Regions from separate parts of the Homo sapiens genome. Here region 2 is linked to region 1. A link is a loop called in an ENCODE intact Hi-C map of the cell type or tissue named here. Cell type or tissue: heart right ventricle. All regions are shown on one strand. Links, peaks and the distances in the headings refer to the core of each region. The heading gives the core; the rest is flanking DNA.

What was found. Hi-C counts contacts between places; a loop is a spot of excess contacts. Peaks named below come from ENCODE experiments on the same cell type or tissue, not always from the same donor. Only the 100,000 strongest peaks of a DNase experiment are listed, where the experiment ranks them.
Region 2: a loop joins it to region 1, with 2.2 times the contacts of the local background. A loop is called at or near these places in 11 of 110 quality-filtered maps.

The regions. Positions count from the first base shown.
Region 1 is chr6:125,267,762-125,283,503 of GRCh38, forward strand. HDDC2 (HD domain containing 2) reads right to left here. Exons shown (of 6, transcript NM_016063.3): 5 at 9,341-9,479; 6 at 7,589-8,482. The coding sequence ends at 8,385. LOC124901395 (a long non-coding RNA gene) reads left to right here and starts at 354. Exons shown (of 2, transcript XR_007059736.1): 1 at 354-504; 2 at 2,755-8,159. In heart right ventricle, for the core only: no CTCF peak of the experiment used is centred there; no DNase peak of the experiment used is centred there; H3K27ac peaks cover 1,214 bases.
Region 2 is chr6:125,162,147-125,177,888 of GRCh38, forward strand. All of the region lies in intron 1 of TPD52L1 (TPD52 like 1), which reads left to right. Among named protein-coding and RNA genes, the nearest start is that of TPD52L1, 16 kb to the left of the region's middle. In heart right ventricle, for the core only: no CTCF peak of the experiment used is centred there; a DNase peak (open chromatin) is centred at 7,072; H3K27ac peaks cover 844 bases.

The sequences.
Region 1 (15,742 bases), core at 3,239-11,238:
CTAAAAGTCATAACTAGTATAGCTGGGATCCTAGTAGTGAGCTGTCGCTCTCTGTATTGTTGTGGGTTATGGATCCAGGGCTCTGCCCTATGGGCATGTATCCCTACCTGAAAGACTTCCCTTGGCCTAGGGGGTAGAGTGTAAGGTAAATCGTTGTGCTTTAGTCAGGAGTACGCCAAGGTGGCCTTCTGGTGCACCATGACTCAGAGGGTTTGGAGTGCAGGCACACAACTGTGCACATTATGTAACCCCGCCACATGAGGCACATTGTGACCACTCACATGAGCTTGTGCTTGGCTTGCAGCCACTATTGTCTGTAAAAGGTACAACTACCCAGCTGATGCTGTACATATAGCTCACATCCAGAGAAAGAACAAAGCCATGTCAAAACCGCCTGTGATTCCTTGAGTGTTTTTCCAGCTACCCACCACCTGCCCACCGTCTCCTCTCGGACCTCAGCTTGGGCTAGAATCTGACAATTGGTGCTGTAAGCAGGATCATGAGGTGAGTGAGCCTTTGGTCCCTGCTGATTCCAGGTCGGCCATGTGGCCAGAACATGGGCTGTGGTACCCAGTGGCAGCTGTACTGCTCGGATGGGCTCTGGTGGAAACCCGGGCAGTGGTAGATGGGTCATGCTTCAGTGCACAGACAAGGCACTGAAGCAGCTGGAAGCACAGAGCACCAACAAGGAGAGAGCCTTCGAGGGCTGGGTCTGTTGTCTTAGCTGGAGATCCCCACTCAGTCTGATACCGTGGAGGAAGGACCCCTGTTGTGGGCTTGCTCAGTGGCCTGTCGGAAGGTAAATCATGAACAGCCATTGGGGCCCCAAGGGTGGGCTCAGGGACACCCCTCCCCCAGCTCCAGGTAGCTCTCTTCTTTGTTAACCGTGCAACGGTTTTGTCATTTGAGCTAATGGGGCACAAATGCCCCCCAATATCCCAGGAAGCCCACCCGAGTGGTAACACAACACAATTCATATATTTCCTATACCCCAACTGAGTTGCAGGAATTAGGCAAGTAGTGCCGCCAGTGTCCAGGGGAACCCCTGCCCAACTGCATGCTTCATTTGTGGGATGAGGGAGCAGACAGTATCCCTGTTCTGCCTCTGGGATGGAAAAGCTGGCCTCCATCATGACTCCCCTCCCTCCTTCAGTGGTTGCAAGTAAGCAGGTGGCTAGTGGCAGGGCAAGGTTACCACACCCTGATTGAGTGGCTTTGGGCAGCCATATGGACTGTGTGAAATGACATTGGTGAAATAACTGAAACTGTGAGTAAATGGCAGTCATATGCTGATTTGGTGCAAGTCATCTGGGCGATGGTTATATGGCAGGCTATGTTTGACCTGAATACCCGGGGGCCAGGTGATGAATGTTTACCTCTGCACCCCCGAGCACCTTTGGCTTCCTAGCTGCTGTCCTCACCCTGTAGGTAGGGCACCGCATACATGAAGTGACCACTGCTATAGCAGCTCTCGGGGAAGCAGAAGGCCATCGGTGGGACTGAGGGGTCCACACCATAAAGAAGAGGAAGGTGCCCTGCCCACAGGGGGCTCCCGCATGGGCAAAAAGGGGGCCCCAATGAGTGACACACTCACAGATGTGGGTAGATTTGATTTTGTCCAGGGTTGACTGAGAGAAAATCAATAAACTGCCCAATGAAGTATTCTTAACTTTGTGGAGACACTTGTCTCCAGAGAAGCAATTCTGGAAAATACCAAGGGGAAGAAGGACATTGCTGCGTGACCCATTCCCGCCCAGGTGCTCCAACTCAAGGACTACTTGCTGCAGCCAGGCTGAAATGTAGAGCCTTTTCTGTTTGATTAGGGAACTGGCCAATGTGCCCAGCTTGGGGGGACACCAGATGACCAGTGGCCACATGTAGAATTAGCAATTCACTGGTCCCCCACTAACGTACAGCGGGTGTCAGTGCTGGTAGATATTGGCACAGATTGTAGCCTTGTGTATGAGAATCAGATAAGTTTCTGGGCAAGGCTGTTACATTTATGTTTATGGAGGCTGGTTACTGAAAGTGAAACCTGTGTCTCTGTACCTCGGCATTGGCCACTTGGCTCCCTGTTTATATACTGTGTATGTCTCCCCCATACCTGAATACATCCTGGTGGTGGACATTTTACATGGCCTGGCGTTACAAACTACGGCCAGGGAATTCAGACTCCTAGTGCATCTGGTGAAGCTGGTGCTGCAAGGACATAGGCATCACAAGCCTCAGGTCCTGTCACAACCCCAACTGGTTACTTCCACCCATCAATACCATTTGCTGGGTGGGCATATGAAGATAACTGAGACAATTTAAAAGCTGGAGGAGGTGCAGATAGTGTGTGGCATCCACAGCTCCTACAATTCTCCAGTGTGGCCAGTTAGAAAGCTTGATGGAACTAGGCGGATGACGGTAAACTATCAGGAACTGAATAAAGTAACACCCGCTTTGAGTGCAGCTGTACCGTCAATCATGGATTTGATGGACTGCTTGACAATGGAACTGGGACAGTACCACTATGTGGTGGACTTGGTCAATGCATTTTTCTCCATCGACATTGCTCCAAGAGCCAGGAACAGTTTGCCTTCACGTGACAAGGGCAACAATGGACTTTTACAATGTGGCCGCAGCGCTATGTGCATAGCCCCACCATATGTCATGGTCTTGTTGTCATGGATTTAGCCACTTGGCAATGTGCAGAAGGGGTCCACCTATTCCATTATATTGATGATATGTTAACCTCTGATTCTCTTGTAGATTTAGATGTGGCGGTGCCTCTCTTGCAGCAACATTTGGCAGCATGCAGTTGGGCCATCAATGAATCCAAGGTCCAAGGGTCTGGATTATCTGCCAAATTATTGGAAGTTTCCTGTCTAGGTAAGATGATGGCCATACCAGAGGCTATTATTGACAAAATTCAGGCATAGCCCTGGCCCACCACGGTGAAGCAGCTACAAACTTTTGTGGGCTTCCTGGGATACTGGGGGGCATTTCTGCCCCATTTAGCTCAAATGACAAAACTGTTGCACGGTTAACAAAGAAGAGAGCTACCTGGAATTGGGATATGGCTGAGACCGCTTTCCTGGCAGCCAAGTGGGCTATTCAGCAGGCACAAGCCCTATGGGTAGTTGGCCAGGGGCACCTGTTTGAGCTGGATGTGCATGTGAGCACAGATGGTTTCAGTTGGGGCCTGTGGCAGCATACAGAGTGCCTGAGAACACTAGTAGGCTTTTGGTCTTAACTGTGGAAAGGAGCTGAGCTCCAACAGTCCTTGATAGAGAAACAGCTAGCAGCTGTATATGCAGCATTTCAGTCTTGTGAAAGTGTGACAGGATGGGCTACAGTCATCATGTGGATGGCTTACCCAATAGTGGGATGGATGTGTTCATGGATAATGCCCCCCTGGACTGGGATGGCACAGACATCTACTTTGGCAAAGTGGGGCACCTACTTGGAGCAGCAAAGTTTGCTGAGTACAAGACCCTTGGCAGCAGAATTGCAAGAGGTCTTGGGACCTATAGTCCTAATGCAAGAGAAGGCTATAGGGCCTGGGGCACCCCTAGACCCCAAGCCATCACCGTTTAAGGAAGGGTACCCCCCATTCCTGATGGGGCATGGTACACAGATGGGTCTAGCCAAGGATCTAATGCTGCCTGGACCGCTGTTGCAGTCCAACCTAGTACAGACACCATATGGTTTGAAACCAGGTGTGGGCAAAGTAGCCAATGGGCTGAACTTACAGCAGTATAGATGGTGATCACTAAGGAGCAGATATCTATGGTGATTTGTACCGATAGCTGGGCAGCCTACCGAGGCTTAACCTTGTGGTTAACTACTTGGAAAATACAAAATTGGCTAGTCAGCCACTGACCTATGTCATGGAGCCAAGTGATGTGGCAAGACCTCTGGGAAATGGATCATCAGAAAGATGTAATTATTTATCATGTGTCAGGCCATATGCCTTTGGCCACCTTTGGCAATGATGAGGCAGATGTCTTGGCCAAGGTCCAATGGTTAGTCGGCACCAACACAAGATGTGGCCTTCTGGCTACACCAGAAACTGGGACATGCCAGGGGCAAACTGATGTAACAGGGCAATAAGTGTTGGGGTCTGTCCCTGCCCATGCAAGGTATTTGGGAGGCTCGTCAGAAATGCCCAGTATGTGCTTGGTCATACCCTAAATGGAGGCAGCTGCCCACTTTTACACAAGTGACAACAGGGCGAGTGATCTTGACCAGGTGGTAAGTAGACTACATCGGTCCGCTGCCAAAATTGCAAGGGTATACACATGTGCTAACAGCTGTGGACATGGCCACAAGCCTGTTGTACATCTACCCTTGCAGGGTGGCCAACCAACAGCACATCCTCCGGGTCCTGCAACACTTATGTGCCCTGTATGGTTGCCCTCTGGCCATAGAGAGTGATAGAGCACCCATTTCACTGGACAACAGGTACAACAATGTGCACAACAAATGGACATAAAGTGGGGATTCCATGTGCCATACAACCCACAAGCTGTGGGTATGATTGAGCAATATAAAGGGCTCTTGAAGAATGGGTTACACTTGCATGTCACACCCGTCTTTGCAGTGCTGGAGTTCCAAGCTGGACCTGGTGGTTCAAACCTTGAATGAACAGCCATGGAAAGACCGCCCAGCCCTGGTGGAGGCTTTATTACACTGGGCCACCACCCCTATTCAGTTGCAGATACACACTAAGGATGACCTCCTCCGACCAGGTATGGGGACGAACGGTAACCTTTTGTTGCTTGCCCCAATGCCCCTGAAGGGAGGGGAACAGAAAACCTGGCTCTGGCCATGGACCCTCCAGGCTCCCCACTGCTGGTGGTTGGCCGTTGTAGCTCCCTGTGGGGAAGACCTACAGTATGACTTGCATGTCACTCCTTGGGCATTCAATACATGTCACCCTTGGTTGATTGTTCTTAGGGCAACAGCCAGGGAAGAAACGCTCCTCTGGGGGACATAAGTACTGTCTGTGTGGCCTATTATGAGCTTCCCCTTGACTTTGGCATAGATACCGGACCCATAGGAACCATGGGGAGCTGAGAAGGTGTGGTACCATCGCCCAGGGCAGAAGCTCTTGGCAGCTGCATTGTTATCCATGGATGAAAAGTTAGCCTGTATTTTGCCTGAGGGACGTCACTTACCTCTGTTAGTAGCTGTGCCTGCTCTGTCATTTTGGCCATAGGTTAACATGCTCCAACTGCATTGTAAACTGCGCCCACACCTGTGCTGAGGTGATCAATGTTTCCAACTTTCGGGTCTGCACTGCCCTTCCAGCAGCAGCTGCAGATGACTTGCCTTGGCATATACATTCAGTGTCTACAGAGAACTGGACATGGCTGGAGACTTGGGGTCCCGTGGTTGACATCTGGAATGCAACGCAGCAAGCTTTGGACAAAGGACGCTGCAAGATCCATGGTGCTCCCATCATGTGGCTGGCCCATAGCATTTATGATGGCTGGGGCTGGCTAGCGGGGGAACATGTAGTACCCCCAGCCCAGGTGTCGCAGAGCATAGAGCAACACTGGGGTAACACCACTGTGGGATAGGTACCCATCACAGCCTGTGTAAACATAACACATGTCACCATACTGAAGGTATGCTGGAACAAGCAGCCCCCAAGTTTGGGCCCCAAGGGACTTTGTGCCCCCTGGGAGTTTATGGGTCTGTGGGCACACAGGGTGGCCTTACCTACCAGTGAACTGGACGGAATGTTGGAACTGGGGGTGGCCACTGTTCTCTCCACATTGCCCAGACACTGCATAACTGGAAGGCGCTACACTCTCATTTTTTGTGAGTGCGACGAGCTCCCCAGTGGTTCTACCCCTTGACAGTGACTATCCCTGCGGCGGGTGTCACAACTGTAGAAGCACAAGTTACTGCTCTTGCAGAGCACACCACTCGGGCTCTGAATTACACCCAAGTGGCCCTCCTCCTGTTAATGGATGAGGCTGGTCAGATGAGAAAGGTGGTATTGCAAAACTGAATGGCCTTAGACATAGTAACCTGCTGCACAAGGAGGCACCTGTGCCCTTTTAGGAACACAATGTTGTACCTTTATCCCTGACAATTGGCAGAACATAACAGCAGCCCTGCAAGAGGTCTCATGGGAGATTAAGGTGGTGGAGAGCCTTACTGACAACCCCCTGCAGAGATGGTGGGCATCTCTGGGCTGTGGCCTACGCTGGGCCCTTACAGTCCTAAGTAGCATAGCTGGGATCCTGGTAATGAGCTGTTGCTCTCTGTAGTGTTGTGGGTTATGGATTCAGGGCTCCACCCTATGGGCACGTATCCCTACCTGAAAGACTCCTCTCAGCCTAGGGGATGGAGTGTAAGGGAAATGGCTGCATTTTAGTCAGGAGTAGGCTGAGGCAGCCTTCTGGCACAGCATGACTCAGTGGGTTTGGAACGCAGGCACACAACTCTACACATTATGTAACCATGCCACGTGAGGCACATTAGGTGACCATTCACATGAGCCTGTGCTTGGCTGGGATCCATTATTGTCTCTAAAAGGTTTAACTACCCTGCTGATGCTGTACATATGGCTCGCGCCTAGAGAGAGAATAACGCCATGTCAAAACTGCCTACGATTCCTCAAGTTTTTCCAGCTACCTGCCACCAGCCCACCAACTCCCTTTGGACCTCAGTTTGGGCTAGAATCTGACAAACAGTAACAAATAATTCTTTTTTCTTGAGTTCAAACCATGAATAATTATTTACTCTGCATTGTAATTATAGGGTTGTCATTCAGAAGACAAAGTCTAGGCAAATGGCAGGTATCTTCTAAGGACTAACATTTTTAAGTAATAATGCTCATTTATAGACATTGCTGGTAGGCTCAGGAGCTGTTATTTTGTTGATCTTCATTTTGTTATTTTCTTATCATCAAATGTTTTATTTATAACACTATTATATTTTTTTCTTTCTTTCTTTAAAAGATGTATTTCCTCAGGAAGGAAGGTTTAGGACTAACTGAAAACTCCCATTTCGTAGGTAGATGATGAACTGAGATAATGGTTAAGTGACTAGTTATAAAGTCTAACCCAGTAGAAGTTTCCAAAGTCTCTCTGTGAATTGTTTTGTTAGCTATTTATGAAAATTATGGTAGACAAAACATTGAAAATAAAACTGCAGGGCCACAGAACACCTTCTGGTTATAAATACTTGAACTTTATCTGGGGTTATTTTGTGTGTATGTTTTCATGCCAAGGGAAAAACTCCACAATCCTAATAGATGGAGTTGTTTTCCTACTAACCATATATCCAGTAATGGACTTTACCCTCTTTCTTCTTTTTGATACAGAGCAATTACACATACATATGTGTGTTGCTTCTGAAAAGATCATGCACCTTGCTTCCTGCAGATTGGGTATCCATGGATACCGCAAAGAGTTTCCAAAGAAACACTGCCTAGAATTTTCACCATGCCAGCCTCGAAGGCCTTCAAATGGAAAGTGACATTTGAATTAAAGGGACAAGCATCATTGCTCCACACCAAAACACTGGGCAGGTTTGCAGAAATCGTATTCTTTTTTGCACTATTCAATGTAAAGGCAGACAGGGTGGATTATTTATCCTATAAAAGGGAAAAGAGAGGAAGAAATCGGGTTGATATATTCCCTACCTGAGGCTCAATGACCCCAGTTCCTATTTATATTTCTCACCTGATGATACATGCTTTTACAATAAAGGTCTCAAGATTTATAAGTCAGACAGGGAAAAATATACAAAGGAATACAAGTTGCATTTTTATATGCCCCGGTTTATATCTCTAAATGACAAAAAGTATTGGGAAGAGGGGCAGAGCCTATTAGTAGGTTTACAAGCCTATGATTAGAAGTCTGAAGCAGTCTGCAGTGAAATTCAAAATCTGGCTCAAGAGAGTAAATCTGAATAAGGCAGCAATTTCATCTGGGGAGAGAATACATCACTAGTACATTTTCTTTTCTGGATTCTTATCACTAAATCAGCTGAAGAATCTGTTCTTAAAAGCAATCATAATGAAATTTTCTATTATTCAATGAACCTAGCCTTCGGGGATATCGGTAATTAAGTCAGAATAAGATGATTTTAAATCTCCAATAAATATTCTAATATTTTAGGTGTTTAATATTTATTTATTTAGTTCATAAACAGGCACTGCCACCTCCAGTGTTCATCCATGGCACTTTCATGACCGCTTCCTGTTCTGTGGCTTCTTTTAGTGCCCAAGTTGTATCACATTTCTTGCTGAAGTTCAGACAATTGAAAACAAACAGACTCACATCTAGGGAAATCAACAGACCAACAATGGCAAAACACAATACAATGAAATGGAAAAATAATGTTTGTTACAGGAGTGCAGCAATTTAGAGAGTGTCTCAGGAGTGTGGCTCACTGGCAGCTGCAGCTATGTTAGTGCTTCTTTCTGCCTCAAGTTCAGAAACAAGCTGGACTATCTCAGGGTGATTGAATTTTCCTGCAAAGCAAAAGAACAGGGAAAAATACATTCCCATATTGACAAGAGAGTATATTCATTTCCCCAGCTTGATCCCAGGGTTCACTGGGGGCTCTAGTCTACGATCTGACCCACACTTCATTCCAAAGCAGAAAGAGATTCCAGGTCCTGGGAAGGGGCTGAAGGGGACCACTTGGCATTTACGCTCTGTCACCCCAGGTGCAACTGAGAATAAGGATGAGACTCAGGCAAGGAATCATCAATTAGGCAGAGGTAGGGGAAACTTCACCAGGCTCCTCAGTGCCTCTACCAGGAACTATGGGAAAACTCAGGTGTGAGAGCCCAGAAAGCTGAAGACAATCTCTGCCCATTCCAAACCTGCAATTAAGTAAGGAGAATGAAGCACCTATATATGAAAAGACAAGGAGGAAGATCAGAGGGGCTAGGCTGGCTCATGATGTAAACAAGGATGCAGGTGTCTCTCTTGTAAACACCTCTACACTTCAATTGGCTGATCTGTGCTGTCATCCCTGCTCCTCAGACCTCCCCAGATTTCTGCTTTGGTAGCAACCAAGCTCTAAGCTATTGTATGTCCATGACGGCTAGCATGGGGGACTGTTCAACCCAACATCTCTTCTCTCACCGTCTTTTCTTGCCTGTGTCTGTTGTTGCTTACTGTTCATTCCACATTAAACTCTATTCCATTTATTTCCTATCCTCAGCCTCTTACCCGAATGTTTCCTTCCCTTTCTTTTTAGATGCTCCACATGAAAGGGTCAGATGAAGGTACCAACAGTGGGTTTCCCTAATATTAACATTAGTCACTACACTGAGTAAGCCAAACTAAAATGGACTCTTGTTGAAAATGGTGTTGAGTACCTGCTGTGGAATCATAGAAGTCTTGCAGTCTCCCAGGTTTGTGTTCAAGGTCTTCATATTCAGATGCTTGAAGAATCATTTCACATTGGTCTAGCTGCTTCACAAATTTGGCTTCTGCACTAGATTGGGTCTCGTACTCCTAAGTAAAGGGACAATTAAAGCAGCATGATTAGCGCTGCATAATAGGGTATCCTGGGAAAATTCTGACTCTGGTACCCGAAATCAGAGTGACAGCTACAAGTACATTCTGTATCGGCCCCATTTCTCTACTGTTTAGAAATCCATCAGAGACACTTCTGTAATTTCACAGCCTAACACCAGGACTCTATACAAGAAAGATGTGCTCTCCATTCTAAGTATTCTACCAGAAGCCATGGAAATCTTGTATGTTCATCTTAGGTACTTTCAAGATCTTTTCTTCCTGTTTAATACCGTGTCTTCATTTTAAGACCATTGTTCTTTAATCTACCTAAGTAGTTTAGATATTTTTAACATCAAGCTGATATTTCGTCTTATGCCTCTCAAACCTGTATTTCCCTCTCCATTTCATGTCAGGTTTCCTTGTCATTTCTAAGTGTATTTCTAGCTTTATCATTTACTTTTGGTTACCACTTTACCTGGGAATCTCTGTGCTTACTTTCCACATAGGGTAGATTTAATTAAGTCCCTCTGAGTTAAGACTATTGAGGATAGAGCCAAGATCTGAGGATTTTACATGCACCGGTATGTGCATGTGTTGCAGGTGGGAGGTGGTGAATGTGGTGGGGGGAGCAGTTTTTTTACCTTTCCCTTCCCACTGGTCCCTCCCTCTGCAGTGCAGACTTGGAACAAGAAGCTCCAGGAGTTCTGCTTCTTATAGAATGATGCATGCCACCCAACCACAAGTCCCAATTAATACTATATAGATTCATTCTCCTATTAAGAACAAAGTGCTCCCAACTGGTTTCCCTGCCAAGTTCTTGTTTGTAATTCTACCCCAGATGTGTTCAGATAACAAACCTGTCATGGTTTCTTGGCAGGGTGATGTGATATGAATCAATTAAAGGTTTCTTAGTTTTTATTACACGCTTATTCTTATAAAGGCAGCTACTTGGATTTGATAAAGCTGAGAACTGTATGGGGGAATCATTTAAATATGGAACCAAATACACTTTGCTTTATCTCAAAGGCACTTAAAAATAATTTCATTTTATTTGTTTATTCACATTCACAGTTATATATTTATGTTTAATAAATTCAAGTTCATGATTTCACAAAAGGAAATGGAATACTCCAAGCATAGCAGTCTAGAAATTTTTTTTTCTGTTGAAAGTGAGAAAAATATTTAAAGACCATTAGGAAATACAATACATCTTATTACAAGTTCTCATGAACTTACAGATTTCTTTTAAAAGAAATATAAATTATTGAAATTTTCCCTCAAAAATTAATGATATAGGCATTCTTCAATAAAAAGGCAAAGCACACAAAATAATACTACAGACAGAACTCTAGGGGTGAGAAGAATGCATGGCATTTGGAGAAATTATTGCAAGTAGCTTTTAATGTCAGGAAGAGTTAGGTTCAGATTTGCATTTCAGAAAGGTCACTCTAACTACAGGTGGATAATATCTGGATTGGAAGCAGAGAAATCAGATTCTAAGACTTTGTAGCACTAGCAGAGACGTTATAGGAATCTGGTCTAAGACAGTAGCAGTGAAAATGGAAAGAAGTGGTAGGATTTAAGAAATATTAAGGATAAAGAAGTGAACTAAAATATAAAAGTAAATGAGAAGGAAAAGTGAAAATGACTGCCTAGTTTCTGGTTTGAGTAACTAGGTTCATGATAAAATAGTGAGCAAAAGAGAAGAAACAGACAAAACCTGACACAGCAAAGAAACAGCAAAACCCAAACAAAAACTGGGAGACATGACATTCCCATCAAGTCCAAATATGTGCAAGTAGAGACAAACCACCTCCAGCCATAAGCCCTGCATGCCATCAGCATGGGAGTAAGAGAGGATTAATGTCTGATGGACCTGAGAATAGGAGAATCTCAAAAGGGCCAACAGGTATTCTCTAGAAATCTCACATTTTAAGAACAGTAGTTGACACTGGGAGGGATCTTGCCCACTCCAATAGTGGATGAGCACAAGGAGCTTACATCAAAGACAGCCCAGCCCTAGTGAATTTTCCAATCTGACCTGCTGGGGCTGCTTTCCAGGAGAGGGCCCACATGAGGAGAAACTGCTGGGAAGAAAATCAAAATTGAGTGGGATACAGATAACACAGATGAAGAAAAGACCCAGATAAAAATGGGGAAGGGGAACGAAACCAGGAGGACATCTCTAAAAGAAAGCCACCATATTTTTTTAATGCTACATTTAAAAAAAACACAACAACAACAACAACAAAAGCAGAAGCAGCTCTGTGAAGTTAAAAATGCAACTTGTTCTCACCACAAAATATAGTATGTGAGGTAATGCACATGTTAATTAGCTTGCTTAGCCATTCCACAACATTTATATATTTCAAAATACCATGTTGTGAGCCATAAACAATTTGTCAATTTAAAAATAAATAAATTAAAAATAACAAAGAAAAAGAGCAATTTGAACTAAATTTCCTTTCCAAGTTCAGTAAAACTAATTGCCAATCAAAATAAGCAACAGAAAAGCACAAAGGTCAGATCCTATACAGCTATCCCATAAGATAAAAAGAATAAGAAGCAAAATAACATCTCACAGGCAATTTGTGTCAAAAAGACATATCAAAAAGATAATTACATTTTAAAAAGAGAACTCGAATCTATATTTCAAAAAGAGATAAAAGACATTAAGAAAATGATACAAGATGAGATTCCCGGGCAAGATGGCCGAATAGGAACAGCTCTGGTCTGCAGCTCCCAGCAAGACCAAGGCAGAAGGTGGGTGATTTCTGCATTTCCAACTGGGGTATCCGGTTCATCTCACTGGGACTGGTTAGACAGTGGGTATAGCCCATGGAGGGCGAGCCAAAGCAGGATGAGGTGTCGCCTCACCCAGGAAGCGCAAGGGGTTGGGGAACTCCCTCCCCTAGCCAATGGAACTCATGAGGGACTGTGCTGTGAGGAAGGGTGCATTCCGGCCCAGATACTGTGCTTTTCCCACAGTCTTTGCAACCCACAGACCAGGGGATTCCCTTGAGTGCTTACACCACAAGGGCCCTAGGTTTCAAGCACAAAACTGGGCAGCCGTTTGGGCAGACACCGAGCTAGCTACAATTTTTTTTTTCATACCCCAGTGGAACCTGGAATACCAGCAAGACACACTGTTCACTCCCCTAGAAAGGGGGCTGAAGCCAGGGAGCCAAGTGGTCTTGATCAGTGGATCCCACCTCCACAGAGCCCAGCAAGCTAAGATCCACTGGCTTGAAATTCTGGCAGCCAGCACAGCAGTGTGAAGTCAACCTGGGACACTCGAGCTTGGTAGGGGGAGGGGCGTCCGCCATTTCTGAGGCTTGAGTGTAAACAAAGCTGCTGGAAGTTCCAACTGGGCGGAGCCCACCACATCGCTGCAAAGCCGCCGTAGCAAGACTACCTCCCAAATTCCTCCTCTCTGGGCAGAGCATCTCTGAAAGAAAGGCCGTGGCCCTAATCAGGGGCTTATAGATAAAACTCCCATCTCCTTGAGACAGAGCACCTGAGGGAAGGGGCAGCTGTGGGTGCAGCTTCAGTACACTTAAATGTTCCTGCCTGCCGGCTCTGAAGACAGCAGCAGATCTCCTAGCACAGTGCTCAAGCTCTGCTAAGGGACAGACTCTCTCCCTGACCTCCATGCTTCCTGACTGGGAGACACCTCCCAGCAGGGGTCGACAGACATCTCATACAGGAGAGCTCTGGCTAGCATCTAGGGGGTGCCCCTCTGGGACGAAGCTTCTAGAGGAAGGAACAGGCAGCAATCTTTGCTGTTCTGCAGCCTCTGCTGGTGATACTCAGGCAAACAGGGTCTGGAGTGGACCCTCAGCAAACGCCAGCAGACCTGCAGAAGAGGGGCCTGACTGTTAGAAGGAAAACTAAGAAACAGAAAGCAATAGCATCAACATCAACAGAAAGGACAACCACACAAAAACTCCATCCAAAGGTCACCAACAGCAAAGACCAAAGGTAGATAAATCCACAAAGATGAGGAAAAAACAGCGCAAAAAGGCTGAAAATTCAAAAAAATAGAATGCCCCTTCTCCTACAAAGAATCACAATTCCTTACCAGCAAGGGAACAAAACTGGAGGGAGAATGAGTTGGACAAATTGACAGAAGTAGGATTCAGAAGGTGGGTAACAACAAACTCCTCTGAGCTAAATGAGCATGTTCTAACCCAATGCAAGGAAGCTAAGAATCTTGATAAAAGGTTAGAGGAATTGCTAACCAGAATAAACAGTTTAGAAAAGAGCAAAAATGACCTGATGGAGTTGAAAAACACAGCATGAGAACTTCGTGAAGCACACACAACTATCAGTAGCCAAATCAATCAAGGGGAAGAAAGCATACCAGAGACTGAAGATCAATTTAATGAAATAAAGTGTGAAGACAAGATTAAACAGAATGAAAAAGAACGAACAAAGCCTCCAAGAAATATGGGACTATGTGAAAAGACCAAATGTTTGACTGGCGTACCAAAAAGTGATGGGGAGAATGGAACCAAGTTGGTAAACACACTTCAGGATATTATCCAGGAGAACTTCCCCAACCTAGCAAGATAGGCCAGCATTCAAATTCAGGAAATACAGAGAACACCACAAAAATACTCCTCAAGAAGAGCAACCCCAAGACACATAATCAGCAGATTCACCAAGGTAGAAATAGAGGAAAAAATGTTAAGGGCAACCAGAGAGAAAGGTCGGGTTACCCACAAAGGGAAGCCCATCAGACTAACAGCAGATCTCTCTACAGAAATCCTACAAGCCAGAAGAGAGTGGGGGCCAATACTCAACATTCTTTAAAAAAGGGCTGGGCACGGTGGCTCATGCCTGTAATCCAAACACTTTGGGAGGCCCAGGCGGGCAGATCATCTGAGGTCAGGAGTTCGAGACCAGCCTGGCCAACATGGTGAAACCCTGTCTCTACTAAAAATACAAAAATTAGGCAGGCATGGTGGCGGGCGCCTATAGTCTCAGCTACTCGGGAGGTTGAGGCAGGAGAATTGCTGGAACCCGGGAAGCGGAGGTTGCAGTGAGCCGAGAGTATGCCATTGCACTCCAGCCCAGGCCAATAACAGCCAGACTCCATCTCAAAAAAAAAAAAAGAAAAAAGAAAAAAGAAAAGATTTTCAACTCAGAATTTCATAACCAGCCAAACTAAGCTTCATAAGTGAAGGAGAAATAAAATCTTTTACATAGAAGCAAATGCTGAGGAATTCTGTCACCACCAGGCCTGCCTTACAAGAGCTCCTGAAGGAAGCACTAAATATGGAAAGGAAAAACCAGTATCAGCCACTGTGAAAACAAACCAAAATGCAAAGAACATCGACACTATAAAGAAACTGCATCAACTAATGGGCAAAATGACCAGCTAGCATCATAATGACAGGATCAAATTCACATGTAACAATACTAACCTTAAATGTAAATGGGCTAAATGCCCCAATTAAAAGGCACAGACTGGCAAATTGGATAGAGTCAAGACCCATTAGTGTGCTATATTCAGGAGACCCATCTTACGTGCGAAGACACACACAGGCTCAAAATAAATGGATGGAGGAAGATTTACCAAGCAAATGGGAAGCAAAAAAAAGCAGGGTTGCAATCCTAGTCTCTGATAAAACAGACTTTAAACCAACAAATATAAAGAAAAGACAAAGAAGGGCATTACATAATGGTAAAGGGATGAATGCAACAAGAAGAGCTAACTATCCTAAATATAGGCTTCATCTTTGGGATGCAAGGCTGGTTTAACATATGCAAATCAATAAACATAATCCATCACATAAACAGAACCAATGACAAAAATCACATGATTATCTCAAAAGATACAGAAAAGGCCTTCGATAAAATTCAACACCTCTTCATGCTAAAGACTCTCAATAAACTAGGTACTGATGGAACATATCTCAAAATAATAAGAGCTATTTATGACAAACCCACAGCCAATATCATACTGGATGGGCAAAAGCTGGAATCATTCCCTTTGAAAACCGGCACAAGACAAGGATGCCCTCTCTCACCACTCCTATTCAACATGTTATTGGAAGTTCTGGCCAGGGCAATCAGGCAAGAGAAAGAAATAAAGAGTATTCAAATAGGAAGAGAGGAAGTCAAATTACCTCTGTTTGCAGATGTCATGATTATATATTTAGAAAACCCCATTGTCTCAGCCCCAAAACTCCTTAAGGTGATAAGCAACTTCAGCAAAGCCTCAGGATACAAAATCAATGTGCAAAAATCACAAG
Region 2 (15,742 bases), core at 3,640-11,639, 110 kb before region 1:
AATTTTCAAAGTTACCTCCTGTAGTTTTGTTTCCTGTTTAAGTAAAGGTTTTGAAATAGGTGATGATGCATATTTTAGGTGAAGTCAGTCATTTGCAACAAATCATATACCACTGTTTTATTTTAAATTATTTTAAAATCTAATTATACAAATGGCAGCTGTTGTAGTAGATGGGAACATATTTTGAATTGCCTTCCCTGTTATACACCTTATTAATTATCTGGGTAGGCAGAATCTGAGAATTTCTTCAAAAACTTATAAGCAAAGGAGTCCATTTTTGTGGCCTATAAGAAGATGTGCTACTTAGTAATTTATAGTAAATAATAAACAAATACTTCAGCAGATATTGATTCATTAAATATTTTAATAAATACTTATTGATTACTGCAGTAATAGCAAATATTTGACAAGCACATACTATTGGGAGGGAAAAGGGCATAGTGATTAAGATCCCAGGATGAAGGTAAACTGCCTGGATTTTAATTCTGACATGTTACTTACCATTAATATGACCATGAACAAGTTATTCATTTCACTCAATCTTGGTTTCTACATATGCAAAGTGAAGATAGTAATAGCTCCAATATCATAGGATTGTTATGGGGATTTAACATGTTAATACAAGCAAAGTGCTTAAAGCAGGGCCTAGCACATGGTAAGTAGTATATAAATGTTTGCTGTTGCTTTTATTAGCATATGCTGAAAACTTTGCATCCATTATTTTATCAAAACCTTATAATAACATCATGAGGTAGATACCTTTACTTTTAACTCATTTTATAAACAGGGAACTACGAGTCAGAAAAATTAAATGAAGAAGACAGGATTCAACTCCAAGTTTAATTGAGTCCAGAGAATGAGCTTAACTACTATACTGCACTGTGCCTTAATGTGTGCTGTGCCACACGTGCAAAGGGGAAGCTAAGATGAACTTGACATGGTGTCATCTTTTCAGGAGGATAGGCAAAAAAGAGTTGAGAGTCGTTCCTGTGGGTTAACACCTAGAACTAATGAGAGGACATATTTCCATCCCAATGGGATTTTTTGAGTGCTAATGTGCTAATTAGAGCTAATTCACATTGAGGGTGATAATAGCAATAACATTTTAGTGTTTTTACAAATGTCAAATACCATGGCATGCACTTTTTTAAAAAGCATGTTATTTAGTCAGGTGCAGTGGCTCCTGGTACTTTGGGAGGCCAAGACGGGAGGATCACTTGAGCCCAGGAGTTCAAGACCAGCCCAGACAACATAGCAAAACCCTGCTTCTACAAAAAATAAAGAAGTAAATTGGGCATGGTGATGCATGCATGTATTCCCAGCTACTTGGGAGGCTGAGGTGGGAGGATTGCTTGAGCCCAGGAGTTTGAGGTTGCAGTGAGCTATGATTGCATCATTGCACTCTAGCCTGGGCTGGACAAAGTGACACCCTGTCTAAAAAAAAAAAAAAAGAACAAAAACAAAAAACTCCAAACATGTTATTTAATAAGTACAACAGGCCGGGCGTGGTGGCTTATACCTGTAATCTCAGCATTTTGGGAGCCTGAGGTGGGCGGATCACCTGAGGTCAGGAGCTCAAGACCAGCCTGATCAACATCGTGAAACCCCCTCTCTACTAAAAATACAAAAATTAGCTGGCGGGCACCTGTAATCCCAGCTACTTGGGAGGCTGAAGCAGGAGAATCACTTGAACTTGGGAGGCAGAAGTTGCAGTGAGCCGAGATCATGTCATTACACTCCAGCCTGGGTGACAGAGTGACACTCTGTCTCAAAAAAAAAAAAAAAGAAAACAAAAGAAAAAAACCAATAATAATAACAAACTCACAAGGAAGGTAACATTTTGGTTTTACAGATGATGAAACTGAATGACAGACTAGTTACACAACATTCTCCAACTCATACAACTTGGAAGTGTTGGAGTTGGGATTTGAAATCAGAAAGTTTGACTTCATATCTTGAGATTTCAATTACCATTCTATAGGTACTTTGTATGCACAAGCAGTCAGTGTGCAAAGTTTTAAATAATGGTTTTGCTTTATTTTCTATATGATCAAAGAGGCTTTAAACGGGCAGAATTTAATTGTACAGTTCATTTCATATGTGGGCAGGGTCTAAGTCTGGGAATATGAATGGGACTGGAGATCTTTAAGAGTAAGCCTTGCGACATGTCAAGTTGCGGGTGGAGGATGCTCATTTATCAACAGCTTGCTATTTTTGTTCTGTTTTCAAGATGAAGAATTCTATAAAAATCACATGACATGTGATTCTTAAACCAATACAGAATTTTATCACCAGCTCAAACAAAAGTCTGTTCAGATATGTTATTCCACTTGGTGTTCATCCATATTCAGTCATCTCAGGACTTTAAAATAAATAAAAGTCACAGGCTCTGCATGCTTCTTTCCAGAAAGTAGAATCTGTATTCTTTAGATGCTGGCTGAAAGGGCTAATTTCAATGAGTACCCCAAAAAAGAAAGCATTTTATTGCCTCATGAACATTATAATTACTTGTTTACACGAATATGTTTTATTCATTTAACCATCTCCCAACCATACTAGCAGAATAACTACTTTAAGAAAATACCTAGTAAAACTGTTGAAAAAAATGAGCCATCAATGGATTTGTCCTTAAGCGACTCTAGCCATCTCTGTGTTGAATTTTCACGGTTTGAAGCAGCAACTGCAGAAAAGAGGGCATCTGCCTCAGTCATTGATCAGCTGGCATGCTCTCCATGCAGGCAGAGGTTCACCATTACTTCTGTTGCGAAATGTCCCCAACAACACCGTAAAGCCAGTCACTTCTTCAATTTACTGAGTTAAGCTGATCATGGTGGTGAGTGCTTATAGTCCCAGCTAATCAAGGTGCTGAGGCAGTGGGACCACTTGAGCTCCAGAGTTCAAACCCAGGCTAAGCAAAACCCCTGTCTCTTAAAAAAAAGATATATATATATATTTTAACTGTATATATATAGTTTTGTATACATATATAAAACTAAAAGAAAAAAGTAAAACAAGAAAAAATTTACTGAGTTACTACACAGTTAAGAACACATAAAAGGTGACCTCAAAATGTGGATATTCACATCTGTCATCCTACTTTTCATTGAATATTTAAGCAATAAAGTGTAATGATTTGAAATATATGCATTAAATTGAGAAGCATTGTTAATGTACCAGGGAAGGCAGGAGAATATTTTAATGAATTTGAAATGGCTAAAAGGAAGCTTTGGGTCCTCAAGGAAAGATGAATTTTAAGCAATTTCTCACAGTGTGAATCGTTTATAAGTGATGCATTTTGATGCAGAGGAAGTGAAGTTCCCAGAATAAAACCACAAATCTCCAAGAATACCCTTAGTCACCAACATATTGCTTCTTTCTCAAAAGGCAAAAATCTAGCACTTTGCTGTAGCCAGATCATGTACCACACATGAAAAATGCATGTATATGTTACACCTCATCTCCAAACTTACCTATGGTTATTTGTATCTTATACAAATTACAGTTTCCCTGACATATATCTAAAATATGGAAAACTCTTCAACTCCTTGGAAATACATTTTTCTTATAATTAGACATTTCTTTTGTCCATTAATAGCAAGAGCGTCTTGTCAAGGATCATGGAAGCAGAACTGATTCAAGATTAAAAAGATCCGTAAAAGTCACATGAGATGTAATTCTTAGAACCAGTATAGAGTTTTATCACCAGCTGCTAGGAAAAGTCAGTTCAAATATGGAATGGTTCAAATATGTTATTCTACTTGGTGTTCGTCCATACCCAGTAATCTCAGTATTTTAAAATAAATAAGTCATAGGATCTGCGTGCTTGTTTCCAGAAAGTAGGATTTGTATCCTTTAGATGTTGGCTGAAAGGACTAATTTCAATGAGTACCCAAAAAAAGAAAGCTTTTTATTGCCTCATGAGTATTATAATTACTTGTTTACATGGATATGTTTTATTCATTTAACCATCTCCCAAGCATATTCACGGAAGCAGAACTGATTCATTCAAAAGAAAAAGCCAATTTGGGATGGGGGTAGTGGGAGGAGATCTCTTCAGATCTCTCAGTTTTAAAGTCTCTGATGGTTGGATATTTGTAGTTTTTCACTGATTTTTCTCTCTGCATAAAGAGCTAATAGCTCATTGTCTATAAATATTTTCCAACATTTTGTTTTCCAAAATGGACTCATTTCTACATAAAGACGTCATGGAAAGATGGTTTTTCTTCCTGAAGGGTTAGGTCAGCCCTGGGAAGAAGTATAGACCTTGGCTCCTGTTATTCCTCTTTAGATATCCCAGGGTTCCAACAGGAAGTTACAAGATACCTGCACTACCTGTAAAGTTTATTTAAAATGATTGGAAGGCTCTCATAAGCATTGGAGGGGAAGAAAAACTTTTTTTCTACCCTCTTAGGTGAAGTGCCTAGGAGCCTGTGAATTAAACTTACAGCAGACAGACTAGCAGGAGAAAAAGCTTACAAAGTTATTTATTTTAAATTTTGCTTGCACAAGGGTGTCATAGAAAGAAATGAATACCCCAAGGAGTGATGAGATTTGATTTTCTGTATCATTTTACTACAGGAAAGGGAGGTGGAGAAAAGGCAATATTGAGAGAGCAAATGACTTCTTTAAAAAAAAAAAAAAAAGATAAATGGGTCCTTAGGAGAATAGATGGGAGATATGACAGTTTGTGACAATGTCTAGAAGAGAAGAAAGAGTTGCTCCCAGTGGGAGGAATTTGTGACAGCTGAGTTCTTTTGGGAACCTCTGCTTTTAGTCAGATAAAGGATTTCGGGAACTCAAATGCCTTCAGCTCAAAATAACTCTTATGGGCTGGGTAGGGTGGCTCATGCCTGTAATTCCAGCACTTTTGGAGGCCGAGGCAGGAGGACTGCTTGAACCCAGGAGCTCAAGACCAGCCCAGGCAACATAGCAAGACCTCGTCTCTACTAAAAATAATAATTTTTAAAAATTAGCCAGGCGTGGTAGTGCATGCCTGTAGTCCCACTACTCAAGAGGCTGAGGTGGGAGGGTGACTTGAGCTTAGGAGGTGTTTGTCCCACTGCACTCCAGCCTGGGTGACAGAGCAAGACCCTGTCTCAAAAAACACAAATAAAACAAAAAACAAAAAAACACCTCTTATGGCAAAGTGGCATATTTTGGGGTGGAAAACGCTGATTCCTTTCAGCACGCATCATTTGCTCATGTTTTACCCAATATATGAAGGGCATTACCGGAAAGGAAAATACCTGTTTACTCTTGGCCTACTGTGTATCTGGTGTGGCTTCATTCATTTATAAGATGTTCCACCAGGCTCTTGTAGCCCATTCTCAACAACAGTAGCCTTCAAAGAAGGAAGTATATTCTGAGATTAGGACTTGTAATTTTCACGTGACAATTTAGAGAATATGTAGAAATAAGAATACACATTCAGAACGTGTTTGAAATATTGTTACAAATGTTTCTGAATTTTTACAATTTTCAAAGAAACCTGCATGTAGAAAATATGAGGGTGCTATTCATCAGTCAGAAGACATGTGATTACATCGTGCAGTGCTTAACACATGCACTTTACAGGTCCTCCTACCAGTAGGAGAAGACACCAAGACTCCAGGTCCTCCTTTACAGAAGTCATTGTGGCATCCACAGGGTAGGAAAGCCCCATACTCAGCAGTGAGCAATTTTATACATTTGCAAAGCAAATCTTGTACTAAAAAAAAAAACAAAAAAATGGGGTGGGTTGAGTAACAGTAAACTATCATAAAATATACATCTGAAAAGAGATTCAGACATACTTTAGAAAAGAATTAAAGTCACAATATATTTGCCACCTCAAATTAAATTCATTTGATTATGGGGTTGGTGACTTCTTTCATTAAGTGATGGGGAAATAGATCAGTTCTATCAAGCACTGCCAGTTTATCACTTACTATCTCAAATCTTTCAGTTAGACACAAATAGAACTTTGTATGACCTTTGCTAATGGAGAGCAACAGTAGAAAATTATTCATCCCACGTTTTGGGTACTTACTATTAAATATGCTTGTTTGCAATGACCTAGGAATTCACAACATATGCAAGTACAAAACCTACCTTATTGTGACATCTGGCCTCAGGAAGAGAAAGAACTTGGTGCCAGTGTTCTTTGACTCTTGACCCATCATAACGGGCTCAGTAACCTCTCCCCTCAGATGATTCCCTGAGACCCACCACAGGGATATCTTCTCTTCTTAGTACCCTCTTCTCTGAGTACCCTCACCCCTCAAATGATATCCTGAGACTCACCTCAAGGGGGATCCTCTCTTCTCAGTCCCCTCTCCTCTCAAATGGTGTCCTACACCTGCCTCTGTAGAACTTGCTTCTGTCCTTCTCAGATTTTTTTTTTTTTTTTTGAGACGGAGTCTCGCTCTGTTGCCCAGGCTGGAGTGCAGTGGCACAATTTTGGCTCACTGCAAGCTCCGCCTCCCTGGTGTACACCATTCTCCCACCCCAGCCTCCCAAGTAGCTGGGACTACAGGCGCCCGCCACCACGCCCAGCTAATTTTTGTATTTTTAGTAGAGATGGGGTTTCACCATGTTGGCCAGGATGGTCTCGATCTCTTGACCTCATGATCCGCCCACCTCGGCCTCCTAAAGTGCTGGGATTAAGGCCTTCTGAGATTTTTATTTGTTCTTTTTATCCCTTCTCCCATACTGAGGGAAAATAAATGTTTTGGTTTATGTAGTAGGACCTGTTATGTATGTTTCAAACATAATGGCCCCATATAATAGCTTTGAATTTGGATTCCGTTAGAGTTGGAAAAAGAGAAAGTCAGCACTCACTTGCATGTGGGCGCTTTCTTGCTCCCTCTTTCTTTGTGCCCTCCCCTTCCTCTCTCTACCCCTGCTTTCCACCTCCCTTTCTCTCTCTCTCTCAAAGTACCAAGTCCAGTGCTGTATTCTCAGTGCTCATCTTCACTGACCTATTAGCATATCTTGGCGGGGTTGCCCACTATCTGCTCCTTAAAGCACTTTGTTCACTTGGTTTTCAGGATACTGAACAGTTCTCCTCCTTCTTCTCAGTCTCCTTTGCTAGCTGCTGGCCTGCCCCAAGGATCCGTCCTTGGCCTGCTTCTTCTTTCTATCTACACTAGCACTGTTTGCCATCTCATGACTCATGATTTTGAATTGGATCCATGTGCTAACAACTCCAAAATTTATTTTTCCTGCCTGGACCTCACTTCTCAACTTCAGACTGCCTACATGATACGTCTGCATGGGTGTCTGATCAACATCTTGAACTCAACATGTCTAACACTGATCTCCTGAGCTCCCTCCTCCAAAATATCCCTAGTCCTCCTAAGTTCATCCTCATTTCAGTTAATGACAACTCCATTTCAAATGCAGAAGCCCAAAACCTATCATCCACGGTTTAGCTTTGTTTTCCCTCCATTATACCCCATTTCCAGTCTGTCATGCCAGCTCTACTTTCAAGATGTAGCCAGAATGGGACAGCTTCCTACCACCTCTGCTGGTATTGCCTTGGTCCCAGCCTTCCTTATCTCCCATGCGCATTACTGCAGGAGCCTCCTAGCAGGCCTCCCTGCCTTGGTCCTGGACTGCCTTCACTCCATTCTCAACATAGTAACCAGAGTGATCCTTTCACTCATGGTGTATCATGACACTCCTTCCTTTGAAGTTCTCCGGTAGTTCTTCAATTCACACAGAATAAAGGGCAAAGACCTTACAGTGGCCTTTCCTTCTTCCTCTTTTATTTCCTGGACCTCATTTCCTAATGCTCTCTCCCTTAATTCCCTTCGCTTCCTCTTAGGAACCTTTGAGTTTATTAATCCCTCTTCTTCAAGACGCTTCCTCAGATATCTTCTGGGCCTGCTTCCTCACTTTCTTTGGTTTTTTACCTAAATATTGCTTGTCAGTACTACCCTTAGATCTGGCAACTGGACCCAGATCTGTTGGGACAGACAGTTATCTCTGGGTTTGTCAAGTTTCTGCACAACACGTATTCTGATCAAAGGTATGAACAGCTCATTTTCCCTGGACTCTCTTTTCCAGGTATTTGCATGTCACTCACAGCAATAGCAGTAGCCACAATAACATCATTCTACCAGTTCTCTGAGGCTCAATTCCAAAAGGATGTGACAAGGGGCAGGTATTGCCTATTAATGCAGTCAGGTGTGTTACAGGAGAGTAACACTGAGGTTAGGAAACACCGAGATTAGGTTGTGTAGGGGCTATTATGTAGCCTAGAAAAATAGAAATTTTTCTCTTAGGGGCAGATTTATTTACTATCCAGGATAATAAAGGTGATAAAGACCAGATGTTGGGCAGATTTGCTGGTAGCTCTCATATAAATCGGAGTTTCCTAATCTCAGTGTTACTCTCCAGTAACACACCAGCCTGCATTAACAAGTAATACCCAGCCCTTGTTACATCATCCTTTTGGAACTGGGGCTCAGAGAACTAGTACAAGGATGTTTCTCTGGCTACTGCTATTGCTGTGAGTAATAAATTGTCTTTTGTCTATGACCCAGAAGTCTTGTGTCTTCTGCCAATATCCATGAAACTGGCAGGCCAATGTCTTGGCTTGCAAGTAGGGTAAAATTCTGACCCTTCTTATTTCTAACACCTGTTCAGAGCCTTTGGTTTTAGAGAGCCCCACTTTAGCCCTCTTCTAGCTGAGCCTTTGTTTAGAGTGAGCAGCTCGTAGGCTCACCTATAACCTGTGCCTCCTCTTCTAGACCATGTTCTGGTATCTGAGACTCCAGAATCCCCTTTCCAAACAGCCCTGAGAGTGTTACCAGGCATCCATGAGCCTTTCGTGGGTAGACTATGCTGCCAGAATGTGTATTCCTCATCCCAAGAGATGACCAAGGGCTGGCTGATTTTGGGGGTGGCAATGAGAGTAGCTTGAACACACAGGCTAGGAAACTAGTTCTCAGGTGTGATTCCTCGACCAGCATCATTAGCTTCACCTGGGAACTTGTTAGAAATGCAGATTCTTAGGCCCCACCCATTTCTGTTTCTACCAAATCGGAAACTTTGAGAATGAGCCATTTGTGTTTTAACATGCACTCTAGGAGATTCTGATGCCCACTTATGTTTGATGATATGATGTACACTCAACAGACTAGGTTATCCACATACATGTGCATAAGGCGCCTATCAATGCTTGTGGCAGACAGACCCTAAGGTGACCCCCAGTGATTTCCAGCTTCTGTTATTGATATTCTTGTATAATTTCCCTAGTTAGAGCATGGGCAAGACAGTAACTTGCTTCCAAACAACAGAATATGACAAACTGATGGGATGTAACTCCCATGATTACATTACATTAATAAGACTTCGTTTTAGCAGACTGGAGCTGAGGCCCTCCTTGTGGGTCGATGAAGTAAACAGTCGAGTTGGAGAAACCCACATGGCCAGGAACTGTGGGCAGCTTCTAGAAACTGGGTGTCTTTTAGGACATAAGGAAGGCAACAAAAACCTGGTTCTTTAGTTTTGTGCCTCCAGAAAGTGAGTTCTGCCAACAGTCTGCATGAGCCTTGAAACAGTTCTCCTCTGGTCCAGCCTCTAGATGAGAGTGCAGTATGGCCGACACTTTGACTGCAGCTTCATGAGACCCTGGGCAGAGGACCCAGCTAAGCTGTGCCTGGATTTCTGATCCACAGAAACTCTGAGATAATAAATATGTGTTGTTTTAAGCAGCTAACTCTGTGGTCATTTGTTATGCTGCATTTGAAAGCTAACACAGGGCAGGGCTCCGTGTGAGAGGAGAGGATGGGATGTATATTTTTTTTTGTGCTCTTGCCTTGCCTTGGGTTCTGCAAGTGTTGGTGATGGTCTGTCACGGCCCTTCTATTTAAAACGGTACCCTTCCCCTACTGCCTCCTTCCCTCCCTCCCTCCCACCTTCTTTCTCTTCTTTCTTTCTTTCTTTCTCTTTCTTTCTTTCTTTCCCTTTCTTTCTTTCTTTCTTTCTTTCTTTCTTTCTTTCTTTCTTTCTTTCTTTCTTTCTTTTCTTTCTTTCTTTCTTTCTTTCTTTCTTTCTTTCTTTCTTTCTTTCTTCTTTCTTTCTTTCCTTCCTTCCTCTTTCCTTCCTTTCTTCCTTTCTTTTCCTTCCTTCTATCCATCCATCCTTCCTTCTTTCTTTCTTTCCTTTTTCTTTCTTTCTTAGACAGAGTCTTTCTCGTCACCCAGACTAGAGTGCAGTGGTGCAATCCTGCTAGTGTTAAACTTCTGGCCTCATATGATCCTCCCATGGCAGCCTCCCAAAGTATTGGGATTATAGGCATTAGCCACCACACCTGGCCTGGATTTTTGTGTGTGTGTGTGTGTGTTTTTTTTTTAGCAGCTATTTCCCTCTTTCATGCTATATATATATATATATATATATATATATATATATATATAATATATATACTATATGGCATGAAATTAGGTATATATATACAATTATATATATAAATATATATAATTATATATATATAACTATATAATAAACTATATAATAAATTAGGTATATATATATATTTATTTTCTTCATTGTCTCTTCCCACTCCTTCTAAATGTAAGTTCTACAGGCCCAAGATATTTTGCTGTTGGTCACTGCTTACTCTCCAGCACCTAGAACAGGGCTTGACACACAGTAGAGGTTCAATCAGAATTTATTGAATAAATAAAGTAAGCTATAATGTTTTTGAAAGTCTACTGGCTCCTGGTAAATGCTCCACTGAAATCAACAGGTTTTTCCTACTGTCTTTCCTTATTATTAGGTAATTGCATGAATGATAAAAATAAATGAGAAGGAAATAATTTCAACAAAGGAGTAAGCAAATGAAAAAATGTACTTCATTCCCTGCCCTTCCCCCATTAAAAATAATACATTGACTCTGGGTTTGCTGTTTTTACAAGACCAATTGGTTTATCGATCAATATTGCAATTGAATGTAACCCTTAATTTCTATCAGCCTGTCTCTTCTCACTCCCTGGTGGCCTGGCTGCTGTGTGTTTGTGTGTGTGTGAGCACATGTTCACAGAAGGAATCCAAGAGGAAGAAAAGTCCAACTTCCTATAAATCTGTGCCCCATTTTCCTTTCTCTCTTTTCTTAATTACAAGGCTGTTTCTGGCTCAATCATTTAAGCCAAAGAACTTTCCGCTTTGAGTCAGGCACACGGTCCAAGGAATGGTTTATAGAGCAGCTTGGTTGTCCTCCCTATTGTAAATCTAAATTTTTGTCTGGGTAATTGTTTTCTGTTGTTCTCTGCCATTTTTCTCTTGATTAAACCCTTTGGAGAGGCAGCCTGATGCAGAGAGTGCCCTGGCCCAAGAGCCAGGAGGTGCAGCTTCTGATCTTGGTTTCACCACCACTCTGCCACTCCCTTCTCAGGTCCTCTGTTTGCTCACCTCTTTCTTACCCAAGAGGGTTGGATTAGTCGCCCTTGGAGATCCTGCCCAGCTCGTTCTTAAGAAGCCTGTTTAAACTCCTTCAATAGGTGATGCTTTTTAAATATATATATATGCGTACATACATATATACAAATACATGTATTAAGCTATTCCTTAAACTATGTTTGCTTTTTTATTTCCTATGAGGAAAGTCTGCAGTCAAGTTAGATATTTTCATTTTTTTAAGTAAGTCCTAAAATGCTATTCTAGATGCTGATACTTCTCGTTTAAAGAATGACTCTGCATACTCACATAAGTAATTTCTCCAATCTGAGATGACTGTGGTCATACAGAAGGAAGTCAGGATGAAGAACACAGAAGAAAGCAAACTAAAGGGCCTGTCACATAAAGGGATCCTAGTCTAGTGACAAAGAGCCTACATGTTGTCACAAAGATTTGGATTCATTTCCCAGTGCAGTCCCTTATTAGCGATGTGACCTTTAACTTCCTCAAGTCTCAGTTTGCTCATCTACAAAATGGTGGAAATGGGGGGCCCTCGATGGATCTTGTGATGATTGAGTGGCATGATGCAGATGAATTGCTTATGACTGTGCTTGGGTACTATTATGGCAATGAAAGAGAAAAGCGAGATTCATTTATCAATTTCTCATGAAATATGCATTTAATATCCCCTGTGCTGGGCCCTAAAGTAGGCACTAGTGAAACAGACACGAAAGAACCAAAGTCCTTTCCTTTGTGAGTTTACCACCCTATTTTCGTTATAGCAGTTAGGTGTCAAGTAACTATTTTTAATGCATTCTTTTACCCAAAAATTTGTTGTACTTTTGTATGCTACCTACCACAAAGTTAAAAATAGCTTTCTGGAGCTAAGGAAAGATGAGTAGGTTGAAGATAGAAATAAATATGTAAGTTGACGGAATTTGGCTATCTGGCCTGCATGCAAATCTGAAGCATCAATTGTACCTACTAAAAAAGACCGAAATTTTGCTAATGAGACAATAAATGTTTTAAATGGTTGCTGCTTTTGGTCCTTCTTTATTTACTAGGATGAAAGCTTAAAGATTTGCATAGCAGATATACAAAGCAATGTTCATTGTTTGGTTACATTTTGAGGAAGAACAGGTTAAATGTTTTGCTTACATTTGCATTGCTGCTTTCAAAATAACTTAGTAGAGCATTGGGGAAAATGCCAGCAGTGCTTACCTCTTCAGTTAGCAGATCCTATTTCCGGTCTCTTGTGGCTTGGATGTTGATGATAACAAGACAGGCTTGCTGAAAGGAGTGCAAAGTGCATGGGGAAGGGTGCATGTCCTCCATGGCAGGACTTTGACAATCCTGGTGTCTGTTGCTTAACACCATGCTTCAGACCTCTAACTGATCTGATTTCAGCTCTTGCCATTTTAGGTATTTCAAAAAATAAGGCACAAAATGAAAGCTTTTAATATGTTTGTGTTTATTTACATATATATGTGTGTGTGTGTGTATCCTATCATTATCTATCACCTTTACTCTGCCTTATTTTTCTTCACAAACTATGACATTTTATATTATGCATAATCATTTACTTTTTCTCCTAGCTAGCATTTAAGCTCCTTGAGGGCAGGGGCTTTGATTGTTTTCTTTATTGCCGTATCCCCATATCTAAAACAATGACTGTTCATGGAGAGCACTCTATAAATACATGCGGGGAAAACAATGAATGAATGAATAAATGAATGAATAGTATTGAGTGCATATAGCATTATATCCAACCAAGCAGGTGGTAGCAGCATGGACGTTTCAACTTTTATAAGAAATGAATAGTTTAAAAATTTTATAAATTATTTTAAAAGCTCCTAAAATTAAAGAAATGCTAGGGTGATAGAATTTTCAGTACTCTACCACTGGTATTAAATGTTGTTCCCAACACTGAAATCCTGAAGACAATTTTAAGCTTAAGAGTCCAAGTGTGTCAACATAAAGATAGAATCTAGGGTAGAACTAAGTTACCCTTCTTAAGAAAGAGAGGAAGGGGAAAATATGGGAACTGGGGAGGAAATTATTCACAAAGAGTGAGCTCCAGAAGGAAAAATAAATAGGGAGAGAGGACAATATGCCTGGAGGCTGGAGAGATAAACATAGGACAAGAGATGCTTCTAATGTTTTCCCAGGAAATGCTATAAACCAACTCCTAGCTTCCCCTATGAAATGATTAGTAAATTCTGCATTGCTCATTCAAACTTTTATGGGATTAGAGTTTTGTTATGGGAGAGGTTAAAAGGAAAGAGGTCACTGGACAGCTGATGTATATTTTACAAAGAAATAGGTATTCATTTTCTCCCTGTCTCCACTAAACAAATATTGAGGAAATTCTTACAGACTATCAGCATGAGATATGCAGCTGAGCCATATGTTTTGAGTGTCCCTGTTCTTCTGCTGTCTTGATTTGGAGGTTCCAACATACTAGAAGAGATGAAAGGGGACAATGTAGCCGAATCCCATGGGGATGATCTCTTAGATTGCCATGGACTCTTAAGCTTAAAATTGCCTTCAGGGTGATTTTCAGGGTGATCACAGACCTTGGATTGGCAACACCTGTTCAAATTATTTTAACCTGGCAAATCAAAGCCTCATTTATAGAAATAAAAATGACAATAATTTGGTGGCATTTTCTTTTATAATGCACATGTGGCCTGCTCTACTTAGCTAGTTCATCGAGATTTATGAGAAAACATGTCCGTATTCTTGTTGCTTAAAAACATTATTCTGCATGTTGCAAGTAGTCACTGAACTCAACTTGTAAAAGGCTGATTTCCTTCCCTGAATGTGCCATCTCCCCAAGTCCTCACTTATAGCCTGCTAGGGTTTGAAATATTGATGAGTACAAATCCATTCATCTCCAAATTTCAGTGGCCTTTCAATGGAGAGTATTTTTAGCTTTGTTGAGAATTTGGGGCAGAGGAAATCACTTTCAGAAATAGCAGATTATTCTTTTAGTTTTGTAGAACTCGAGATGGAATCTGTAAAATGAATCTTTGAGTCCTTGCTGGCCTTATACTAATACAGTAGTATAAGATCATTTCTGTGTAAGTAACTGAGAGAGTAATTTAAGAGCGTATCCTTTCTGCAGAATCTAATCTTAATACAAATAGATGTTAAAATTCCGATAATCAACTGTTTAGGTCCTGTGTGAATACTATCATATATTATTAAACTATCTCTGGCAGCCTGATGTGGTGACTCACACCTGTAATCCCAGCAACTATGGGAAGCTGAGGTAGGTGGATCACTTGAGCCCAGAAGTTCGAGACCAGCCTGGGCAATGTGGTGAAACCCCATCTCTACAAAAAAATAAAAAAATTAGCTGGGTGTGATGGTGTGTGCCTGAAGTCCCAGCTGCCTGGGAGGCTGAGGTGGGAGGATCACTTGAGCCTAGGAGAATGAGGCTGCAGTGAGCTGTGATTGTGCTGCTGCACTCCAGCCTGGGAGACAGAGCCAGACCTTGTCTCATAAATAAATAAATAAATGTAAAAATGAAAAAAGAATCTCTGTCATCTTAATGGATACAGTAACGGCTGCTACTTAGCTTTTTGAGTTTTGAGATACATTCACCCGTACATTGGTGAAGTCCACTCTTGATCAGACTTGATGGCTAGCTCATCATTGGCCATTTTCTCAGATTTCTAATCTTCCAAACCCGTTTTCTACGTTCCCTAATTTAGAGCACTTGCTCAGCTGGTTTTGTCCACCTGCACTGCTGTTACCCTCATTTCAGCTTGTCAGATCTCACCCATATTGTTGACAGTGAACTCCTGATTTTTCCCCTGGAAGTCATCCTCCTTTTTTTTCTCAACTCTCACAGCATTTTTAATCTTTTTAATGTCCTTAAAAAGCAGCATCATAATTTAGAGTTGGAGAGGACTTAATGAATGTTCTAATACAATCTCCACATTTTGTAGCTGTAAGCACTTGAGGGATGAGGAGATTGGCCTGAGCTAGTATCTTATACATGGGAAAACCAGAAAAAGAACTGAGGTTTTCTTACTACAGCCCTGTGATCCTTTCTCTGTATTATCAGCCCTTCACCTTCTGCAGCACATTGCAGTTATTCATCCATATGTCTTATTGAAGAGACTGTTTAGAGGCTTATTTTTAATTAAAAAGTTAACATTTTTAAATTAAAGTTTCAGGTTTAGAAAATTTCCACTTTTAAGTGAAGCTTGCAAGTGTTATACTATTTATAAAATTAACAAACCATTACTTTTAAAGCGACTTTGATAAATATGATATTTAAATAGTATGATATTAACTGATATACACATTCAATTAATATACTCAATTTCATATTTAAGCACTTCAA